Linked DNA regions of Homo sapiens: region 1 is linked to region 2. The links are chromatin contacts, found by Hi-C or POLR2A ChIA-PET in ENCODE. All regions are on one chromosome and are shown on one strand. Each heading gives the region's core, a stretch centred on a gene start or an enhancer-like site at or near the end of the contact. The rest is flanking DNA. Distances are from core to core; before and after follow the strand shown.

Evidence for each region. A loop is a pair of places that touch in the nucleus more often than their neighbours do. ChIA-PET counts read pairs that join two places held with the same protein, here RNA polymerase II (POLR2A). Pooled maps may share reads with other maps.
Region 1: a loop to region 2 is called in a map of CD8-positive, alpha-beta T cell, with 14 times the contacts of the local background. The contact joins the promoter of KIAA1143 here to the promoter of ZNF445 in region 2. A Hi-C loop is called at or near these places in 6 of 168 maps with a recorded cell type or tissue (CD4-positive, alpha-beta T cell, CD4-positive, alpha-beta memory T cell, CD8-positive, alpha-beta T cell and 1 more), 4 of 37 single-sample maps with no recorded cell type and 18 of 50 pooled maps. POLR2A ChIA-PET finds 5 or more read pairs at or near these places in 3 of 52 experiments (T-cell, activated CD4-positive, alpha-beta T cell and activated naive CD4-positive, alpha-beta T cell).

What each region holds. Positions count from the first base shown.
Region 1 is chr3:44,760,221-44,762,920 of GRCh38, reverse strand. KIAA1143 reads left to right here and starts at 1,302. Exons shown (of 3, transcript NM_020696.4): 1 at 1,302-1,426. The coding sequence starts at 1,319. It overlaps KIF15 (kinesin family member 15), which reads right to left and starts at 1,127. Exons shown (of 35, transcript NM_020242.3): 1 at 1,037-1,127. The coding sequence starts at 1,055. RefSeq lists enhancers at 1,077-1,356, 2,147-2,700.
Region 2 is chr3:44,476,338-44,479,171 of GRCh38, reverse strand. ZNF445 (zinc finger protein 445) reads left to right here and starts at 1,502. Exons shown (of 8, transcript NM_181489.6): 1 at 1,502-1,581. LOC101928529 (a long non-coding RNA gene) reads right to left here and starts at 1,482. Exons shown (of 4, transcript XR_940785.4): 1 at 963-1,482; 2 at 503-590. RefSeq lists silencers at 1,525-1,684, 1,705-1,754.

The sequences.
Region 1 (2,700 bases), core at 53-2,552, 280 kb before region 2:
AGTATGATTGTTCAGAAAGCAGGATGAACATTTCTCTCCAATAAGGTACCATTTTGTGAGCTCATAGTCCTTGAATACTGAAAATGATGAAAGGAAAAGGAATATTTTATATGCAAAAAGGTAGCATAAGGAGGTGTTCCGATTAGGTGTGATCGACCTAAAAGATTAATGAAACAACAAACCCATCAAAAACGACTACAATTGACAGAAAGCTAGAAACATTAACGGCGTTGGAAAGCTCAAATGACAGAAGTTCACAAATTCTTAATCATCTAATCCAGGCCTCTCCTCATTACCATTCAGACCACTCACAAAGATCCCATTAAATCAGCTCATAATCAGGTTTACAAAAATAAGACTCCTTAAGAGATGTGGCAATGTGAGAAGTGGAGCACGTACACAGGCACAGCAAATGACTACGTTAGTGAAAACTGTAGGGTTTATCATAAGCAAAATGACAGTGCTCTCCTCCGTGAAAAAGAGAAAGAAATCGGACGGGTCTCCTTTAAGTGAAAATAGAGACTGTGAGAACATAAAGACATTGCTGACATCTGTGTTTTAACATTCCATTTATTTAAGGAAAGAGGAGAAAGAAATGTTTGGAATATAAATAAACCCTTCCCTATAGGAAGGTCAGAAATGTAGAAATACGCAGAAGCTGGTGGGAGCAAAAGCCGATCCTGAGACAAGGATATCTAGAGAGGTAGCCCTGGTCGGGATGTGGGAAGAGGCCTGCGAAGAAACAGCAGAACCAAGGGAAAGAAAGGGAAGAACGTCAGGTCCACTGCTCATCCCGAGCGCCTAGAACTGCGCCAGACTCCTGGCATGCGCACAGGACACTGAAGGAAGGGATGAGCTTTTCGGCTAGCGTATTGTCTTTGAGCGACAGAGCGGGATTCCCAAACGTCCCCGCCGGTCACTCAGCTCCTGCAGTTCATGCCTAGCAAGAACCTTGCGGGCGGTCCGAGGCTGCCATCCTTTCACAGCTGTATTTGGGGGCAAAAATAGGGTAACGAAGCCGGGGGCCCAGACTTACTTTTGCAGCCGGGTGCCATAGCGCCCTCACCCCTCGATCCCGAAAACAATGCAGCCGGTGCCTCCACCTCCCGACTGCACCGCGCGCGACTGAATTCCGCCCGCTCAAGATGGCCGCAAATTTGAATTTGGCGCTTGGATCGGACGTTGACGCCCGCATGGAGGCCGCCATGTTGCCCGGCCTACGCATCGGGGGCGTGGCCCAGTGACGTCACAGCTAAGCGCCTCTGTATCGTCGCGAATCCGTCGCGGAACCTGTCTTCTGTCTTTACCCAGAGCTACCATGAGCAAGCGGAACCAGGTATCGTACGTGCGGCCAGCCGAGCCGGCGTTTCTGGCCCGCTTCAAGGAACGGGTCGGCTACAGGGAGGGACCCACCGTAGAGACTAAGGTGAGCCTTCGCCAGTCGTGTTTCTTCGGAAGCGCAGCCAGCCCGCCACTTTCAACTTTTGCCTCTACTTGGAGGGTGGGTGCTGTCGGGTCCCTCTTTTCACCCGCGCTCGAACCCAATTCCGGTGGAACTCGGACCCCCAGGCTGGTTCTTTTCAAGCGACCACAGCCCCCTACGCCCAGGAAGCTCTGTAGTTTTCAGAGCGCTGCTGTGTTCCTGAAAATGAACTGACGTGTAAACCACCTGGTCCTTGGTAGATGGTAAAGAAAGATCACTTTATTGTCTCTTCTTTCTCACTTGTTTACCTCAAAAGCTGTGAGTTCGCAGGGTGAGTTAGAGTTACAGCGTCGTCCCGTATTCCAGATAAGGACACAGGCCACTCGATCAAATGACCCCCGCCCCAACCATGTCCTAGGACTCGAGTCTGGAACGTCTTCGGAGGAATGTCCTGAATCTGTTTCTATGCTTTGTTAATTAAAAATAAATAAAAATAATATAGAGAAGGTCGGGCACAGTGGCTCACGCCTGTAATCCCAGTACTTTGGGAGGCCTAGGTGGGCGGATCACCTGAGGTCAGGAGTTCGAGACCAGCAGAGCCAATAGCCAATATGGTGAAACCCCCCGTCTCTGCTAAAAATACAAAAATTAGCCGGGCATGGTGGCACATGCCTGTAGTCCCAGCTACTCCGGAGGCTGAGACAGAATCGCTCGAACCCGGGAGGTGGACGTTGCAGTGAGTTGAGATGGCGCAGCTGCACTCCAGCCTGGACAACAGAGCGAGACTCCGTCTCAAAAAAAAAAAAAAAAAGCCGGGCCTGGTGGCTCACGCCTGTAATCCCAGCGCTCTGGGAGGCTGAGGCGGCAGATCACGAGGTCAGGAGATCGAGACCATCCTGGCTAAAACAGTGAAACCGCGTCTCTACTAAAAATACAAAAAATTAGCCAGGCATGGTGGCGGGCGCCTGTAGTCCCAGCTACTCGGGAGGCTGAGGCAGGAGAATGGCGTGAACCCAGGAGGAGGAGCTTGCAGTGAGCCGAGATCGCGCCACTGCACTCCAGACTGGGCGACAGAGCGAGACTCCGTCTCAAAAAAAAGAAAAAAAAGAAGAGTAAGCAGAAGCCGTAAATATCCTGGGTCTAAATAGAAGAAGAGGAGCTTCAGGAAAGAGCCACACCTGACTATTGTTGTCTAGGGCCGGAGGGATCAGTATTGAACACATGAATGACAAGAAAGCAAAACAGCTACATTGCTGATACAGAGAAAGTTTTAGTGG
Region 2 (2,834 bases), core at 253-2,752:
TTGTTCTCAAACAAAACTTGAAAACTCTTCTCACCACTATGGGTGGTTCTGAGTCACTCAAGAACATTATATCGAGTGGAAATTAATGGACAAATTAGGCATTGACAAGCAGTTTCTATTTTCCTTTTTGTATGTGTTGGATATTTTCCAATTGCCCCTCCATATTCAGTCTCAGTCCTCAACCCTGCTGTGACACTTGGGAGACTGAGTTTCCTGGATTGCCCTCTGGCTTCCAGTTGAGTTGGGCCAATGGGAAGCCCTGGCAGGAGATCAGAAGAGAGCTGGGTTCAGGTTATTTATTACCTCAGCTTCCTTTGTGCTGGACTATGGCTTGGATGTAGCCCTCAACTGAAAGCCACAGTTTCTCTCAGATGGCCTGCTCCTAGGGGTGAGAATAGCTTCTAAATTTTGCTAGCCATGGGATTCTGCACCACTCCGTGTTGCATTTCCTTAACCCTGTCCACTTTGTGTAAATCGCCCCTTGTGAACTCTCCCCACTTACCTTGTTTGAATGTGCCATCTGTTTCTCTATCACCTTGTCACCATCTTCCTGGTGTTCAGGATCTATTCTCTGTTTCCATCTTTGGTGACTGGGGCATTAAAAAGGGGTGGATCAGATGAGTAAAGCAAAGCCTCAGGGCACAGATGGGCATCATCAATGCCCATCTGAAAGATCAATCGTCAACATGTTGCAGCCTGCCACTAGGAAGCACAAACCAGAGGACTACCAGGACAGCAGCTTGTAGCATGCCCTCCAATGGCAGCAGATGGCCTTATGGCTTTGGCTGTGCACCCTCAAGGTTCTCTGGCACTGGCAATAGATGACATTTGCTCCTACAGGGGGTGGGCAACCTCTCCAGGTTGCTTCACCTCCTCTTCAAGCAGCCCCTCCACCCCCTACCCCCAACCTACTCCTCCCAGATTCCACATATTATTGGGCAATGGCATCATTGTTCACTCACCAGGCGAGCCTAGTTAGAATTCACCCACAGGAGAAAACGAGTGAAGGCCGTGGGAAGCTAAAGTATGGTGCACCTCTGAGCTGGCTATGAACAAGTATTCCTGGGTATGGTGATGATGGGGATGAGCTCGTCTTGGAAAGGCAGGAGTTCTGGCACCTAGCTTCCCGTAGGATCTGGTTCCCCTCTTTGAAGTGTACCCAGGCGAAGAATGAGTGGCTCCCTTAACCCCTTCTCCTGGCCAGGACCAGTCTGCTAGATACTGCTGGCCCTATTTTCACCCCTAGCTTTGGATCCCTTTCTTCCCTGGAGGGAAAGAGGCCTTCAGGGCAGCCCCGCAGACACGACAGGAGGGATGCAAGAAAACAGGCGCGGCTGGGCATCCGAGCGTGGAAGGGAAATGTCCAACTGAGGGAGGTGAGGGATGTTGGACAAGCCCCGCCGCCCGCCGCACCGGAGCCGGAGAGAAGCAGAGACGTTGGGCCTCCCAGTTTCCTAGAGAGGCCGCGGAGGGCCCCGGGCGCCGACGCGCGTGCGCGACTGGAGCCGCCGGGAGGTAGGCGCGGGACGGGCGGCTGCGGTGGCGGCGGGTGGACCGATTGTCGCTCGGCGGCGGGAGTCGGTGAGAGGCCTGGCGGGGCGCGGGGGTGGGGGTGGCGGCATTGCGGGCGCGGGGCTCCCCGAAGTCCGCGGCATTCTCGGGCCTGCCCGGGCGGCGGACGGGGCCCGGCCTGGAGGCTGCGCCCGTGGCGGGGGTCTGGCGGTGGATCCCGCCCCCGCCACGCTGAGGGCGTATCTAGAACCTCTTTGCCTCCCAGGCGTCCGGGGTAGAGAATCTGGAGCCCGGGTTTCTCCGGGCTTTCTCGTTTCATCCAATTCTGCATATAAAGCGTATTTATCAGAGACAATTAGATAACACGGGAAAGTAGAAGAAAAGTAAAAGTAGCCGCAATCCTGAAATCTGTCTCCAGGCCTCCTGACATTTAAAATATCTGTGCATAATTCTGCACACTGACATCCATAAATATATATTACGAAATGAGAGCGTGCTCTTGCTTTTTAAAAAACCTGTTAGTATTATTGTGAGGAAACAATATTGTGCCAAAATAACACATAACATTTACCATACAATACATAAACGTTTACCATTTAACCATTTGGAAGTGTGTAATTCAGTGACATTAAGTATATCCATACTACTGCTTTTTAAAAATTATAATCTCCTGAATTTGTAGAATGCATTTGTTCTTATTTTGGCTAAAATTAGTGCTGGCATTATGACACCACTAAAACATTTTTTTTTTGGCGAGGATAATTAAGAAATCGTGTTTGCAGTTTATTTTCTGTAGGAGACACATTTGCATGAAGCTCTAAATGGTGAAGTGACATTTGTGCAGAAAAATAGCAAAATCTTGTTTGTCAGGGTGGTTATCTTTCACAATGAAGTAACTAGTATATAAAATGCAGTTTTTAAACAAAGGCAGAGCTCTAACCTGCAGCGATTGTAGCACACTCTGACTTGCACAGGCCTAAGAGATCAGAGTATTGTCTCCTTCCGAATTTAAAAGTGGTGGCCAGGAAAGAATGTTATTCTGTTTCAAACGGCTTGTAGTGCAAAACTAAAAACTCAGTATTAGGTTGGTTGTTTTGCAAGGAAGTGCCAGGGAGTGGTTTGAGCAGTAATTTGATTAAGCAGTTTCAGAGAGCCTCCATGTGTTGTGTGTGTGTCTGCGTGTGTGTGTGTGCATGCATGTGTGTGCATATTCAGGGACCAAAGAATTAGGCTGCTCTTTTATGTTATCTTAATGAAAGGCAGACACATTTTGGTTAGAAAAAAAAAAAAGTCTTACTGTAAGCCGAAAAGATGAGAATGTT